Regions from separate parts of the Mus musculus genome. Here region 2 is linked to region 1. The links are chromatin loops, found by intact Hi-C in ENCODE. Cell type or tissue: left cerebral cortex. All regions are shown on one strand.

The links. Hi-C counts contacts between places; a loop is a spot of excess contacts. Peaks named below come from ENCODE experiments on the same cell type or tissue, not always from the same donor. Only the 100,000 strongest peaks of a DNase experiment are listed, where the experiment ranks them.
Region 2: it touches region 1 in a loop (18-fold over the local background); 41 of 42 quality-filtered maps call a loop at or near these places.

What each region holds. Positions count from the first base shown.
Region 1 is chrX:101,127,514-101,135,513 of GRCm38, reverse strand. It overlaps a transcript of Snx12 not described here. Among named protein-coding and RNA genes, the nearest start is that of Gm24061, 10 kb to the left of the region's middle. In left cerebral cortex, CTCF peaks have their summits at 3,107 (motif pointing left) and 4,343 (motif pointing left); DNase peaks (open chromatin) are centred at 2,851, 3,079, 4,317 and 5,749; H3K4me3 peaks cover 490 bases; H3K27ac peaks cover 296 bases.
Region 2 is chrX:101,326,715-101,334,714 of GRCm38, reverse strand. No RefSeq gene overlaps it. Among named protein-coding and RNA genes, the nearest start is that of Gm31385, 7.4 kb to the left of the region's middle. In left cerebral cortex, a CTCF peak has its summit at 4,849 (motif pointing right); DNase peaks (open chromatin) are centred at 1,281, 2,115 and 4,896; H3K4me3 peaks cover 1,295 bases; H3K27ac peaks cover 1,822 bases.

The sequences.
Region 1 (8,000 bases):
GGTTGACAGAGGCTGCCTTGGTCATTCACGACACAGCCTTTCCCCTGCTATCTTTTGACTATTTATTGTTAGAGACTGGACATTGTTGTGTAGCTCAGGCTAGCCTTGAAATTTCAACTGTATGCTGCCATGACATGCCTTTGGTGTCTTTATGTGAACAAATCACCTCTTTTAAAATTTGTTTTGACAATACTGGGAATGTAGCCTTTGACTGAGCAAATGCCTGTCTAGTGCTGCAGGACCGAGCTTCACCTGCTGCTGACTGCCTCTTAGGGACTGCAGTCAGAGGGAAGGGCTTTGCCTTCAGATAGTCACCCATTCTCAAGTACCAGGGCCTAGGTCTTCAACATGGGAACTTTTGTTTGGTGAGAGGATGCAATTCAGCTCATAACACTCTGGCTACAAATAAAAATTGTTACTTTTTAAAAACCTCTGTGTCGGGCTGGAGAGATGGCTCAGTGGTTAAGAGAGCTGACTGCTTTTCTGAAGGTCCTGAGTTCAAATCCCAACAACCACAGTCAGTCATTTTCTGTATTCTTTGATAATTTCAAGCATGTATGTAATGTATTGGGTCATTTTCATCCCCCGTTATCCCTCCCACCCCTTCCCACTGAACCCTTTCTTCTAACCGTTGAGTTCCCCTCTATGTTCATGACTTTTGTTTAGTGTTTGTGACCCACTGAGGTTAATTGGGGTTGCTTGTGTTAGCATGGGTGTGGTTATTTACTTTATTATGAATGACATCACAGAAGCAACCATTAACTACCAACAGATCCTGAGAATCCAAGTCAGAAATTTGACTGCTTGGGTTATGTTGTTTTTTTTCCCTATATCTCATGAAAATGCTGTTTTGCTGGGATTTGAACTCAGGACCATGTGGTTGTGGGATTTGAACTCAGGACCTTCAGAAGAGCAGTCAGCTCTCTTAACCGCTGAGCCACCTCTCCAGCCCGACACAGAGGTTTTTAAAAAGTAATAATTTTTATTTGTAGCCAGAGTGTTTCTTCCAGTATAAAATATCATTGTCAACACATCTGGTAACTGGATGTTTGTCTTTCATGTGTTCCCCTCCACCAGTAGGAAATCTCGTACTAAAAATCTAATACTTTAGGCAGGGGCAGGGGAGTCTCTATGAGTTCTAGGCCTGCCTGGGTTACAGACCGAGTTCCAGGACAGCCAGGACTACACAGAGAAACCCTGTCTCAAAAACCAAAAAAAAATACAATAAAATAAAAACGAAGTGGAATACTTTTGCTTTATATCAGTATTGGTCATTTCTTTATAGCTGCTTTTAAAATATGTTGTTTTAAGTTGTTGTTCCAAGTTATTTCAGAAAAGCTTTCTCTCCAACCCCCCCCTTCCCTTTTCCCTTTTGCCTTTTGCTCTGGCCCATAGATTACAGATCTATGTGAGCCACCTTGTAGTTGCTGGGATTTGAACTCATGACCTCCGGAAGAGCAGTCAGTGCTCTTAACTGCTGGGCCATCTCACCAGCCCTCAGGGAAGCTTTCTTGTAGCCTTTTTAACCTTTTAATTTTATTTGTTTGAGTCATGATTATTTTATTGCTCAGATTGTCCTGAAACTCACCATATCATCCAGGCTGGCCTCAAACGTGTGTTGAACCTTCAGCCTCAGCCTCCCAAGTGCTGGAATTGCAAGCATGAGCCACCACCCCATCTCTGTTCTCACCTTTATGGGTGTTTTACTAGCTTTTGCTTCCTCCTCTTAGACTCCCTGCTTTTCCCCTTCCCACTGATTTTCTCTGTTCCTCTAGTCTCTATCCTGCTCTTGTGCAAGGACTATACATATACACACAGACACAAAGACACACATACACACACATAACACAAACACAGAGAAATATATATATATAAATATGCATGTGTATTCTCCATAAAGGGTTGTAGGATCCACAAACAAAACATGGTATTTGTTATTCTATACATGGTTTATTTTGTTTTATTTTCTTGTTTTTATTTTCTTCTCTCTGTATTTTTCTTTTTTCTCTTTCGGGGGGTGGGGAGTAGGACTTGAGACATGGTCTCAGTTTTTCAAGTGCTGAGATATTCTTTGCTTGCTTTCCTTTTTATCACTTCATTCTTCTCGTTTTGGTTCTATGCAGGTCCCCTCTTCTTATCTTCTCTTTTTTTTTTTTTTTTTTTTTAAAGATTTATTTATTTATTATATGAAAGTACACTGTAGTTGTCTTCAGATACACCAGAAGAGAGCATCAGATCTCATTACGGGTGGTTGTGAGCCACCATGTGGTTGCTGGGATTTGAACTTTGGACCTTTGGAAGAGCAGTCGGGTGCTCTTACCCACTGAGCCATCTCACCAGCCCCCTTATCTTCTCTTTTATATCTTGAGTTCATTTGCTCTTTCTGCCTTAGAACTCATTTCTTTTTTTTTTTCCATTTTTTATTAGGTATTTAGCTCATTTGCATTTCCAATGCTATACCAAAAGTCCCCCATACCCCCCCCCCACTCCCCTACCCACCCACTCCCCCTTTTTGGCCCTGGCGTTCCCCTGTACTGGGGCATATAAAGTTTGCAAGTCCAATGGGCCTCTCTTTGCAGTGATGGCCGACTAGGCCATCTTTTGATACATATGCAGCTAGAGACAAGAGCTCCGGGGTACTGCTTAGTTCTAGTCTCTCTTATTTTCGATTCTTTCCTGGACCTCATTACCCTGTGCTTTAGTTGTTCAGACCCTGACTTCTTCTGCATCTTCTCTCCTTTTCTTTGTCTACTTTGAACTTGCGTTGAGATGGCAGGCTATAATGTTCATGGCTCATAAGCATGTGCTTCCGCTTTGCTGTCAATTGTCATTGCGAATCGTCCTCACTGGCTTCTAGTAAAAGCTATTGCTCATTTGCACGTGACTTTATGAATTTATGCTTATGTATTTTGATCTTTTGAGACAGGATTTTCTTATGCAGCCCAGGCTTGCCTCGGTCTGCTGAGTGCCAGAATTAGAGGCTCCTGCCATTGCATCTTTTTTTGAAAAAGAAAAGAAAAGAAAACAAAAAACAAAAAAAAACGGTTAGAAGGGTGGAGGCTAGGATCCCAGTAGGTTTTCCATTTTCGTGGCTTCTAGCTCCCTCTTCTGTTGCTTTTGTGTAATTCCCCAAAATGTGACTTCCTTTCTCAGAGACCTGGATCTAGCTCTCCTGTCCCATGGTCCTTTTTGCTTTTTACTGTATTGCTGAATCTGGATTCTGTTTCTGGCAGTGTCTTTTGCTTCTGGCTGATTAGTGTGGAGAGCTTGTGGGGCCCACACTGCTGCGGACACGGAGTTTTGGGGGACACTTAGGTCTCACCCCTCCGTACCAGCCACTTTGCTTTGTCACCTGCTCATTGCTTCCTTTCACACAGGGCTCATTTCACAACTGCTTTACAGCTGTTGGTAGTCTGCACCCGTCCACATATTTGGATTTAAGAATCTTCTTGCCTAGCTTTGTGACACTTATTGTCCATGGGCTTGGGGGTTTTCTCTAGCAGACTTAAGGTTTTGGTTCTTACATGTTTCAGATAGGGTTCTCTTTATGGAACCCAGGCTAGCCTCAAACTCCTGATGCTTCTGTCTCTGTCTCTGGAGTGCTGCGGTTACAGGTGTGCACCACTGTGCCTAACTTGTTTTCTGTTTTTATTAAGCTACTCAGGAGTGAGAATATTTTTTTAAAATTATGCCACCACCACAACCTGTCCAGAACCTTCCTATCAATTAATTTTAATTGAACTATTATAAGTTTTGCACACATTTAAAGCCATGTGTAGTAGCTCATGCTTATAATCCTAGCAGTTGTGAGTTAGAGGCAGGAGGATCAGAAGTTTGTTATCTTCAGTTACACCGTGAGTTTAAGGCGATCCTAGGCTACATGATATCAAAAAACAAAACAAAACAAAAAACCAAAAAAAAAAAAAAACTAAAAACAAAACTTCTCCCCCAAACCAAACCCCTGCACATTATAGCACATAATTGCAATCTCAACACTTAGTAGTGGGAAGCTGGAGGGTCAGAAGTTAAAGGTCATTCTCAGCTACATAGCAAGTTCTAGGCCAGTCTGGGCTGCATAGCAAGAACCCATCTTAAAAAAAAAATAAAGTAGAACCGGACCTGGTGGGACTTTAATTCCAGTAGTCAGGAGGCAGAGGCAGGTGGATCTTTGTGAGTTCAAATCTATTCTCGTTCAGTAGCAAGTTCCAGCCTCTTGCTCCCCCGACAAAAAAGTAGGAGCTGGAAACCAGGCTCATTTCTGAAGAGATGGCTGTGTAACCCATTTCTATGTAACTCAGTTCTAGGGAACCAGACGGCCCTCTCCTGGTCATTGTGAGTACTGCAAGTACGTAGCACACCCTCATACATGCAGGCAAAATATCACTGAAAAAGAAGAAATTTCACTTTATATTTTAGACACGTCTGTATAGTTTTTATTTTCTGATGTTTCAGGAATTATTCTTGCAACCAGTCTCCCTCTTGCTCTCACGTTCATTTCATCTTCATTTTGTTATTTGAGAATTTCATACATGTCTACCGTCTGTTGTGACCAAATCCACCCTCCAGTTCTCCCAGCTCCTCTCTACCAGGTCCTGAGCCCATATACCGTTCATATGATCTGAAACCATATCCTTGAAAAAAACTTGATTCTCCCTACCCCAGCAGCCATCAGCTACCAATAGCTCCTCAGCTAGGGGTGAGGCCTTATAAATCCCCTGTCTAGCCATGCTGGAATTTTGATTGGCTTGCTGTCATAGCCACAGTGAGTTGCATGTATGCAACCAGCCTGCTATGTCCAGAAAACACTATTTCATGGCATGTCTCTAACTCTTACAGTCTTTCTGACCTGCCTTCTGTTTTGTATGTTTGTTTGTTTTTCAAGACAAGGTTTCTTGGAACAGTACTGGTCGTCCCCTGAACTGGCTCTGTAGACCAGGCTGGCCTTGAACCCATTGAGATCCTCCTGCCTCTGCCTCCTGAGTGCTAGGAATGAAGGCGTGTGCAGCCACCACCTTGCTCCGGCTTCTGCTTTGATCCCTGAACTTTGGTGGTGGTGGTATAGGTGTGATGGCACTGTCTCTCATTAGGACTGAGCACTTTGCAGCCTCTAGTTCTCTGCAGCATGACCAATTGTGGACCTGTCTTAAGCACCATCTACTGCAAAAACTAATCTGGAGGAAAGGGAGATATTGTTTGTCTGCTTTGGGTTTTTTTGGGGGGGTGGGGGTTGGGTTTTTTTGTTGTTGTTGTTGTTCGTTTTTCGAGACAGTGTTTCTCTGTGTAGCCATGGCTGTCTTGGAACTCAGTCTGTAGACCAGGCTGGCATCAAACTTGGAGACATCCACCTGTCTCTGCCTCTCAGGTGCTGGGATTAAAGGCTTCTTTCTGCTTGTTTGCTTCTTTTTAACCGAAGCTTTGGATTGCCTTTTGTAGATGAATCATCAATGTTTTCTGGAGATGTGTGTGTGTGTGTGTGTGTGTGTGTGTGCGTGCTCTTTTTTTGCTGCTCTAAGAGCTCAGTCTTAGGCCTTGTATATGTTTCTCATGTTCTCCTCAGCATATCCATTGGTTGATATGTATTTCACTCCTTTTTCTTCATCTGTTTTTGAGAGGGGGTTTCACTGGACTGTGGGCTGGCCAGAAACTCACTATGTAGCCAAGGCAGTCTTCTTCCCTCCGTCTCCTGAGGGCTGTGCTTGTGAGCCTGAACCGCCCGCCATTCCTGACTCCAATGTATTTAATTCTTAGGCTGCATTCTTTCTGGTTGCTTTCCAAGCCCGCCTCACAGCTGTCACCATGAAATTTTGTTTTTCTCACTGGAAATATGAGTTAAGTCTGCATTTTTTAATTCCCTGGATATTTTCCTTTCTGGTATTTACCCTGGTTTTGTAAGAGTACATCTTTAAGTTACATACTCGGAAAGAATAGATGTTCCTTGTATCTTTAAGTTTTAGAAAATAATCTTTCATACTCAACTTGATTTATAATTTGGTTGGATTTTAAATTCGAGGTTCAAGTTGTAGTACTGTCACCAAGAAATTTTCAGTTCCCATTTTAAATTAGTTTTTATTAATAAGTTTTGTTCTTTGATAATTTCCCATATATATATGTATATATATATATTGCATTCTAGTCACTTGTTCCCGCCTTCTTCCCATCTCTGCCATCTCTTCTTTCCTTACAAATCTCTTTCCCATATTTCCTAGTTTTTGTTTTGTGTCCCACAGAGTTTAACTGGGCTGTTTGTGTGACCCAGGCTTTGGAACTAACCATCAGAGTATGATGGGCTTACCACTGTATATAGTACTGGATTCTATGCCCCCCTCCCAGAATCTGTTAGTTGCTAAGAGATCTGCTGTAGGAAATAGGGACTTATGAGTCTCTTCCCCTTCCATAGCTGGCTGTTAGGAAGGCTCAACTTGTGTGGACCCAGAGCCAGTAGTAGGTATAACTGCTGTGAATTCGTGATTTCCATTGCTGGGACAGGCATTAAAGATGGCGTTTCTTAATACTTCTATCTTCTGGGATTTCCTTTCGTATCATTATCATCATCATCTGTGTGCTTGATGCATGTGATTGCCTGCATGGCATGTCACATATATGGAGGTGATGACAACTTTGTGGGGTTGGTTTTCTACTCTCACCTTTATATGAGTTCTTTCTATGAGTGGCAAGCTCGCTTACTCACTGAGCCATCATGCTGGTTCTGTGGTTTCCTTTTGTGGGTTTTTAATCTTGTTTAAATAATTTCAAATGGACTCAAAAGGAAGCTCAAGGGCCATTTTACTAACATTTGAAAGCAAAACAACAGATCAGGCAACCTGTAAATCTTGGCAGCTTCCAGGTAGAGGGAGTTTCAAAAAGCTGAGTGTTTTATCTTTTGAGTTCCGGTCCAGGAAATCCAGCATGTTAGAGCATTCTTAGGCTTTTGGCCAGTACCCAGAAGAGAGAGAGAAAGAATGAAAATGAAAAGTTGTGCTTCCTTTTAGTTAGAGCTCAGAAAGGCAGTGTGGTTTAGCAATGCTGCATGACAGAAGCTCTGTAAGCATCAAAGGAGGGGCTTCTGGGAACTATCATTGCGGAGGTTAATTATTCCTCCCGTTTCCGGAGCTTGTCTCCAGGTGAATGAGTTCTCCTGTTGGCTAGGTGATTGACAGAACTCTCCAGAGTAACCTTTAAGGGAGGAGGCAATGGAATAGTATGTTCTAGTCTTTGGAGCAGAGACAACTCAGAATCCATTTTTTTTTAATAGAAGGAAGTAGCTTTTCCCTTAATGGGCCTCAACAAAGCTCCAACACCTTTATCTTTTTGTATGGTATTTTAAATCCTAAGAAGGGACAATTGTGAGTCTTCCCTCTCTGTTGTTACCAAGGAAATGAGAGGTGGGTTCTAGAGCAGCATGAGAGCATGGTCTATCTTCAATGGCTTCTAAGTCTGCTAATCTGCTAATTCCTAAAATACTCTTCCCCACCAAACCACTTCAGAGATGGGCGGAAATTGGGAGACGGAAGGGCTTAGGAGCTGTGGTTCTCAACTTTTCTAATACTGCTAACCTTTAATATTTTGCTCACTCTCCAATCATAAAGTGATTTTTCTTGCTACTTTATAGCTATGCTTTTTCTAGTGTTATGAATATAACACTATGAATATAAAAAAAATCTGTGTTTTCTGGAGGTCTTAGGTGAACCCCGTGAAAAGGCCATTTGACCCCTATGAAAGAGGCCTACTATAGCTGAGCAGTGATGGTGTACACCTTTAATCCCAGCACTTGGGAGGCAGAGACAGGTGGATTTCTGAGTTCAAGGCCATCCTGGTCTACAGAGTGAGTTCCAGGACAGCTAGGGCTATACAGAGAAACCCTGTCTCTAAAAAATAAAAAAATAAAAAAACCCAACCACCCACCCACCCACCCACCCAACCAACCAAACAACCAAAAAATGGGGAAAAAAAAGAGTCCTACTCCAAAGAGGTTGCCCCCCATTGGTTGAGAACCACTGGTT
Region 2 (8,000 bases), 200 kb before region 1:
TTTAATTAACAACCCACCTTCCAGCTTCTGTTGGGCTATTTCTTAAATATCACATCTTGGAAAACAAGTAGGCTCAGTATCTAAAGGCACTTTTCACCAAGCCTGACAACTTTCGTTCTTTCCCTTAGAGACTCATGGTAAAAGGAAAGAACTCGAACTCTCTAAAGGTGTCCTCTGACCTCCACATCTGTGCAATGGCATGCATGCACGCACACACACACACATACACACACGCATGCATGTGAGCATACACACAAATTAGTAAATATTTAAAACAAATGCAACATCCTCTAGGAATTCTTACAGTTGAAAGCCAATGGCCTTGCAGTTCCCAATCTGCCTAGAAACATCTAAGACTGACAAGTACCACAATCATTATACTTACTGTGATTACCGCCCCTCCCCACTAGCGCTACTCCCAGATATGTGGACAGTATAAAACATTGTGACTGCCTGTTTTTCACACTTGCCTGCTCCCCATTCTCTTATCCATCATGTGTTAACCTTCTACATCTTCAGTGTCACTCAGCCCTGGTTGTCTTTGACCATCAGAGCAGGTACCGTGGGTAAATTAACAAAGGCAAGGCAGTGAGTGGAGAAACGCTTTATAATAAAGAGGAGAAACTGGAAGCAGTTGATAGCATTAGGCAAGGGTACACGTCTCCTAGTAGAATATTCCAGTTGCCAGGGGGATTATACCACAGCCCAGCATCCCGGCAGAGGATCACACAGCCTATCAGCGCAATGGGAAAAGTCTAAATTTCCACCATTCGTGTGCTGATTCTTGAAATGGTCAAAATCGGAAACAAAAGCCAAGGAGGATTTGTGTCTGCACTGACCCTTTACCCCAGCATGGGCAAAACACATGTTGCCTCTTTCCTGTTCCTTGGCTATTCCATGCAGAAGGTAGAGGGTCGAGCCTGGACAATGCAAATGAACGGTGGGTGGGATTCAGCCAGGGGACCTCTACAGGGAGAACTAGAGATGGAAGATAAAAACTCAGCCCCCTCCTAACCACCACACCTCAGTGTATGTGGTTCGGAAATCTCCATTCTTTGATGCAATACTCAGGCTTATGGGTGTTTACTGCACACAGAGCCTATGAAACCCTAGGCTACACTGCTACTTTCAGGCAGCTTTACCTGTGGGATAAGAAACTTGGCGGAGAAGTGATGTCTGAGCATGAAGAAGCAAAACGAGACTACAGGAAGCAGCCTAAAGGAGACAAGTGTAGCCAGCTCCCTTTACACAGCTTCTGGCTTCATTTAACCCAGTCGGGGAAAACATGCTGTAAGGGCACGCAGGAGCATGGATGACATAGGGCCCCTGGCTCAGGTAGACATCCATCCTTTCATCTGAATCCAGCAGCTTCTTCGCTCTGCCTGGGCTCTCTGTTTTCTCCATTATCTACCGAAGGCTGGATTCCTCTTTAGGATTACAATCTTTGTTAAGGTTGTCCTATATGATTGACACGTATGTCCCCAGAGACCTACAGAATGATCCGAAAGCCTCCACCTAACTCCACCTTTCCAGGCTCCTCCCTCAGAGTGGCTGGCAGCTGGAGCAAAGGCAGCCCCCTGTGATCTGGGGCTGAAGTGGAAGCCGAGGCAGTCCCCCTCCCAATCATTTTTCCTTCCCCGGCCTCCAACAAGTAAGACAGAAACCTCAAAGGACAGTGAGGGGTTAAGCTCCTTATATGGAAATGAGACTCCTTCCTGTGCGGAAATAAGTGTTTTAGCTTCAAGTACACACACACACACACACACACATAGGCACACACACACACATAGGCACACACACACACACACACACATACAGGCACACGCACACACACACGCACGCGCGCACGCTGGCGGCGGCGGCGGGGGGCGGGGCGGAGAAGGGGGGCGCGCGGGCGCGCGCGCGCCTTCAGATAAAATTCCCGAAGCTCCTTCTCTTTGGCGGGGGCGGAGGGTGGCGGGCAGCAGGGGCGGGGCCGGGAAAGGCCACTTTGCGCAGCGCAGACAGAGGGATGAGTCATCAAAAAGACTCGGGGAAAGGAAGCGGAACTAGTCATCAGAGCCGGGAAAAGAGGTAGCCAGTCATTAGACAGGGATGGTGTCAATCATACTTTCTCCACCAATGATCTGAGAGTCTCTCAGGCCTCGCAGACCGGAAAAGGGGTCTTGGGAGGCGGTCTAAAGCTGCTGAGATCCGAAAAGCTTGGGCGCTGGCGGCGGCCAAGGCTACGGACGCGCGCAGGGCCCCCTGGCAGGAAGATGGCGTTTGCCGTCAAGGTCACATGGCCACTTTTGAGCACTAAAACGAAAGACTAGCTAAGAAAGAGTAGGGACGGCCATCATGGGGCCGGATTTTCAGAAAGCTGTCAGGATTCCAAGTTGTTTTTTTTCCAGTTCGCAAGCACATTTGTCTTAGTTATCAGCCATATTCTAAACACATCGTACAGCTCTGGGAAAGGGCGGGGTCTTCCCTGGGCTTTTTTCCCCCTCTGCAAGCCTGAAAAGGGGTGGACGAAGCCTGGGCTAGAGTGGTTGGAGGAACTACAGGAGGGCAGCACTTGACAAAATAAAAGCACCCACCCGGGTCTTGACAGGCTTGGGAGACCAGGAAGGGAGGCCGATTCTGCCCACCACCTTTTTTTTTTTGGTTTTTCGAGACAATGTTTCTCCGTGTAGCCCTGGCTGTCCTGGAACTCACTCTGTAGACCAGGCTGGCCTCGAACTCAGAAATTCTCCTGCCTCTGCCTCCCAAGTGCTGGGATCAAAGGCGTGCGCCACCACACCCTGCTCACTGCCCACCACTCTTAATCCCTAAAGGTCCATGCCAGGCTTAGCTCCAGGTAGTGAGTGAGGTCCAATGCCTGAGCCCTCTCTAGTTTGGAAAAGTTGATTTGATTAAGTTCCTTGAATAGGTTCAATGTAAATTCAGGATCAGAAATCTTAAAACTTTACAATTTACAAGATAAAATATGTCAATCTGTGTAAAATGTGTTGTTGTTTATGAGGTGACCCACAAACATTACTTGGGAAGTTTTCTTGTTCCCTTGCCAAGCTTGGTAGCCCATACCTTTAATCTCGGCACTCAGGAAGCTGAGGCAGGAGGATCTTGGTGAGTTTGAGGCTAGTCTGGTCCACATATTTCCAGGAAACCCTGGGCAATATGGAGATACCCTATCTCAAAAGGGAAGGGGGGGTCTTTTTGAGCTGCGCCTGCGTACGCCTTTAATCCCAGTACTGAGGGGTGGGGGCAGAAGCAGGTGGATCTCTTGAGTTCCAAGCCAGCATGGTCTACAGAGGGTTCTAGGACAGCTAGGGCTACACAGAGAAAGCCTGTCTTGAAAAACCAAAAGAAACATTTTTTGAGACATGGTTTTCTTTATTGCACAGCTCTCAATGTCCTGGAATTCACTTTGTAAACCAGGTTGGCCTCTCACAGAGAGCAGCCTGTCTCAGCCTCCTGAGTGATGGGATTTAAGGTATGTGCCACCACACCAGGCTTGAAAAGTATCTTAACTGAAAGATAAAAAGGGACTTGTCCACATCTTGGCGAGTATGGTTAAAGGGCCTTTACTCATGGACCCCCGTTTTGTGGGAACCAGGGAAGAGTTGGAGCCTATGCAAATAAAAAAGCAGCTTTCTAGGAATCAAAACACCGTAAAGATGGCTCTCTCTCTCTCTCTTTTTTGTTCTTTCTGCTATTTTCATTTCCCTCTGCAATTATGTACCCTCTCCATCAATAATCTCATCAATATCTGCAGTCCTTAACCTGTGGGTCTTGACCCCTTTGTGGGATCAAACAGCCATTTCACAGAGGTTGCCTAAGACCATCAGAAAACGCAGATATTTACATTACAATTCAGTAGCAAAATTACAGCTATGAAATAGTAACAAAAATAAGTCTGTGGTTGAGGGTCACCATAATATGAGGAACTGCATTAAAGAGTTGCAGCTTTTGGAAGGTTGAGAACTGCCTTCTTTAGTTTAGAGTATAAACTGAGAGCTGTTCCAGAATTTATAAACAAACAGAAGAGCCTTCAAGTCTAAGCCTGGGATGGGTTATGACAGAAACAAGGTTGAAGAATCCCTAGGATTGGAGACTGTGGTGGAAAGAGTACCATCTTCCTTAACTCAGTCTTGCAATGCTCAACTCGGTCATTGCCATTCAAGCTATTACTCCTGTGTGTTCTCTATTATCACACTGTGAGGATTCACCAGAACAGTCAGTGGCTTTTGTTTTAAATTTGAGACAGGATCTTTCTTTGTTATCCAAGCTGGTCTTGAGTTTGTGATCTTCCTGCCTCAGCCTCTTGGGTATCCGGGACTGCAGTTGGGCTCTAATTTCTCCAGGTTTAGTTTCACAACACATTGTGGAATGGACTTTTCTGGAACATCTGCTTATCTCTCAGCCTTTTAGTGGGGCTACAGGAATCCTAAGTATAACTCTAGGCCATTTAGGAGGAAAACATCACTTAAGCCTGAGTTCATGGAAAAGCAGACTCTTTTGCTCACTGTAAAGGTTACGGGCAATTTCCTGGGTCTGGCTTAGAGATTTACAGACACTCAAGTCATCATATGAGAGAGTGCATAAGTGGAGAGTTTGAAGAGGGTGTGGCAAACCCAATCCTGTAGTGCTCCAGAAAAAGATACATTCCCAGAGGCACTCTGGAGAAATGGAAATCCTGACAACATAGAAAAGAGCATCTGCGACACTCAAAGCAGTACTTGCCCTCGCTCTTTCTTTTGCTTTCCACATATCCCAAACAGCATCTGTCTTGGCGACCCATTAGGGAACAAAGCTAGGCTGAGTGCTGGAAAGGCAGGAAAGGGGCCTGCTCTATCCTATCTTGGACACCAGGTGGCAGTAGATCCCAACAGTAGTTCTGAAAAAGCCATTTGGAAAATGGACCTTGAGAGCCCTTGAACTATTTTCCTACGCCTTGCTCCCTACATGGAACTGGAGAATAAGAAGCCTTTTCAGGTGTGATGGACAATCATCCTTCAGGGAGCCACTTCCAGCTGAAGCTTCATCTCTCACCCATCTCTGTGTCCAACTGTTGGAACGCTGATCAGGCTCCCTGAAATACAGTCATAGTCCCTGCTCCTTCCAGAAACGTGTTTCTCAGCTGCAGATAAAGAAGGCTTGGAGAACCAGGCAGCATACACGAGCTGCTCTGAGGCCCCTGACACATATACAGCTGAGAACTGCCTGGTTTGGCCTCAGTCAGAAAGGATGTGACTAACCCTTGAGAGACTTGAGGCCCCAGGGAGTGGAGAGGCCTGGAGGGGCGGGCGGGTGGGGGTGGGGGTGGGGGTGCTGGGGAGGGGACGACATTCTCTTAGAGGGGTGGGGGAGATGGGACGAGGAACTGTGGGAGGGCAGACAGGGAGTCCGGTAACAATTGGAGTGTGAAAAAATTAAAAATAAATAAAATTTAAAAGGCAGTTATTTCTCATTCAAAGTCAAAGCAGATTTATTTTTTAAGCAAAAAGAAGGAGGGTGGAGATTGTAGCTCAACAGTTAGGAGCATTGAGTGCTCTTCCAGAAGACCTGGGCTCCATTCCCAACAACCACATGGTCTGTAACTCCAGTTCCACCACACAGGAAAGTGATGTACACATATGGAGACACAAATAAAATAGTAATTAAAAATATTTCTTAAAAAGAACAAAGGTGTTCTTTTAGTTGTGTTTATAGATGCCTTCACCCCCTAGAAGAGTGTTTTTTTTTTCCTTCAAGGAAGTCAGTCAGAGAAACTCACACATGAGAACTAGGTTCTCAAACTAGCTTCTGCTCAGATTCTGCCTTCCCATCTAGTGAAATGCAGAAGGCTCGCATCGTGGGCATGCTGAGAGCGGCACAGTCTAAAATCACTGGGATGTGACTGACCCACTCCACTGCCCCTTCCTGTCAGGCATAACTGCTCCCAGCGCTGTGGTCACATTTCTGACTCCTACAGTTCTATGCCTGGAACCATTTTTTTTTGGGGGGGTGGGCTGTCCCTGAGTCTAATGGACTCTCCACACATTTTTTTTGGGGGGGGAGGGGTTCTTTCTTGTTTTGATTTTTGTTTGTTCTAAGACATGTAGCCCAGACTGGGCTTGAACTCAGGATTCTCCAGTCTTTACTTCCTGAGCTCTGGGATTACAGGTATGTGTCACAACACCTAGGTGGACCCTCCCTCCCTGTTCTTAGTGACTGTGACACGAATGCCCTGTGTCTTGTTCTTGTACTTTATGATTTCATGAGTGAATCTGCTCGACAAAATCATGCATGAGCAAGGGCAAGGACCAGGTCTTTTTTTTTTTTTTTTTAATATGAAAACAGTTGGGCCCTGGTATCCTCAGAATCAGCAGAACAAAGTGTTATATTTGCATAGTGCTTACACTTTACCAAGCACATCCACATACATTCTCATTTAAGTCTCATGACAGCCCTGTGAGGTAGGTCTTATCTTCTCTAGTTTACAGATGAGCAAACAGACAGGTTAAGCAACTTGTCCAGGGTTAGACAACTGGGAGGAGGCAGAGGTGGAACTGAAGGCAGGTTTTCTAACCCCCTTTCTAGTTCTTCCAACTGTCTGTCTACATTCTTGTCTGGAAACTCCTTCCTAGAGTCTGAAACCATGAGGGCTCATCCAGAGAGCCCCCATTTCCAAAGAGTGCTTCAGTGAAATCCTATTTTGATTTAAAATGATCGATGTGCATATGAAGGGGAAGATATGGGGTAAAGCAGGCAAGAATGTGCATTTATAACTAGTCAGCCTGGACAAGTAGTCAATGGATCATCAAATTATCTAATTTGGGGATGGGGGTAGCATCTTATCTCACTGTGTAACCCATGCTGACCTTGAACTCAAGACTTTCCTGCCTCAGCCTCCCAAGTACTAGGTTTAGAAGCATGAGCCACCATGTGCTGGTTGTGCCGATAATTTTGTTTATTTTTTTTTAAACTTTTTTTTTTAAAGATTTATTTATTTATTATATGTAAGTACACTGTAGTTGTCTTCAGACACACCAGAAGAGGGAGTCAGATCTCATTACGGATGGTTGTGAGCCACCATGTGGTTGCTGGGATTTGAACTCCTGACCTTCAGAAGAGCAGTCGGGTGCTCTTACCCACTGAGCCATCTCACCATCCCAATTTTGTTTATTTTTAATTAACATTTATTTATTTTCTTTTTATGTGCATGTAGGTCTGTGCGCTTCTGTTATGTCATCAGGTCCCCTGTATCTAGAGTTACAGACGAGCACGAGCTGTCACGTGGGTACTGGGTTCTGGACCTGGGTCTTCTGGAGAAGCCAGTGCTCTTAATTGATGAGCCACATTTCTAGCCCCTACCCCCTTTTAAAGTTTTATTTTAGTTTTATTTGTGTGTGAGAGTCTGTGTATGCAGTTGTGAGCCAGCTGATGTGGGTGCTGAGAACTGAACTTGGGTTTTCTGTTCAGAGCCGTGCTCAACTGAGTCATCTGCACCTCTGCCCCGTCATAGAACTAATGACTTGGATGAGGTATTGGTGGCTAAGGGATGTACCTCAGAGGTAGAATGCCCTTGCTTAGCATTCAAGGTTCAAGCCCCAGTAACACACACACACACACACACACACACACACACACACACACACACTCACTCACTCACAATGCCATGCTGTCAGAAAGCTCCCAAAGGGCTGCCATGAAATGAAATATACATCTTCAGAACCCAGTTCATCAAATGCAGACGCTTCAACCCTCGGGAGAGAGACATGATTTCCCATTCATCTTCATGCATGCTTTCAAGGGTTGGAGGTAACTCTGTGCTCACTAGTTCTGGGCATTAGCTCCTCAAACGCTAATCAGTTGAGCTCTACAAGGGCTGAGGGTGAGGAGGGAGCTCTGCCTTCTGTTGTGCATAGTAGGCCAGTGTGGAGGATTGTTCTGAGCTAGGACCTGGACATTACAAAGGCATTCGCAACCTGGAACAAAAGAGAATGCAGACGTGAGAGGGCTGGGGAAGCACTGTG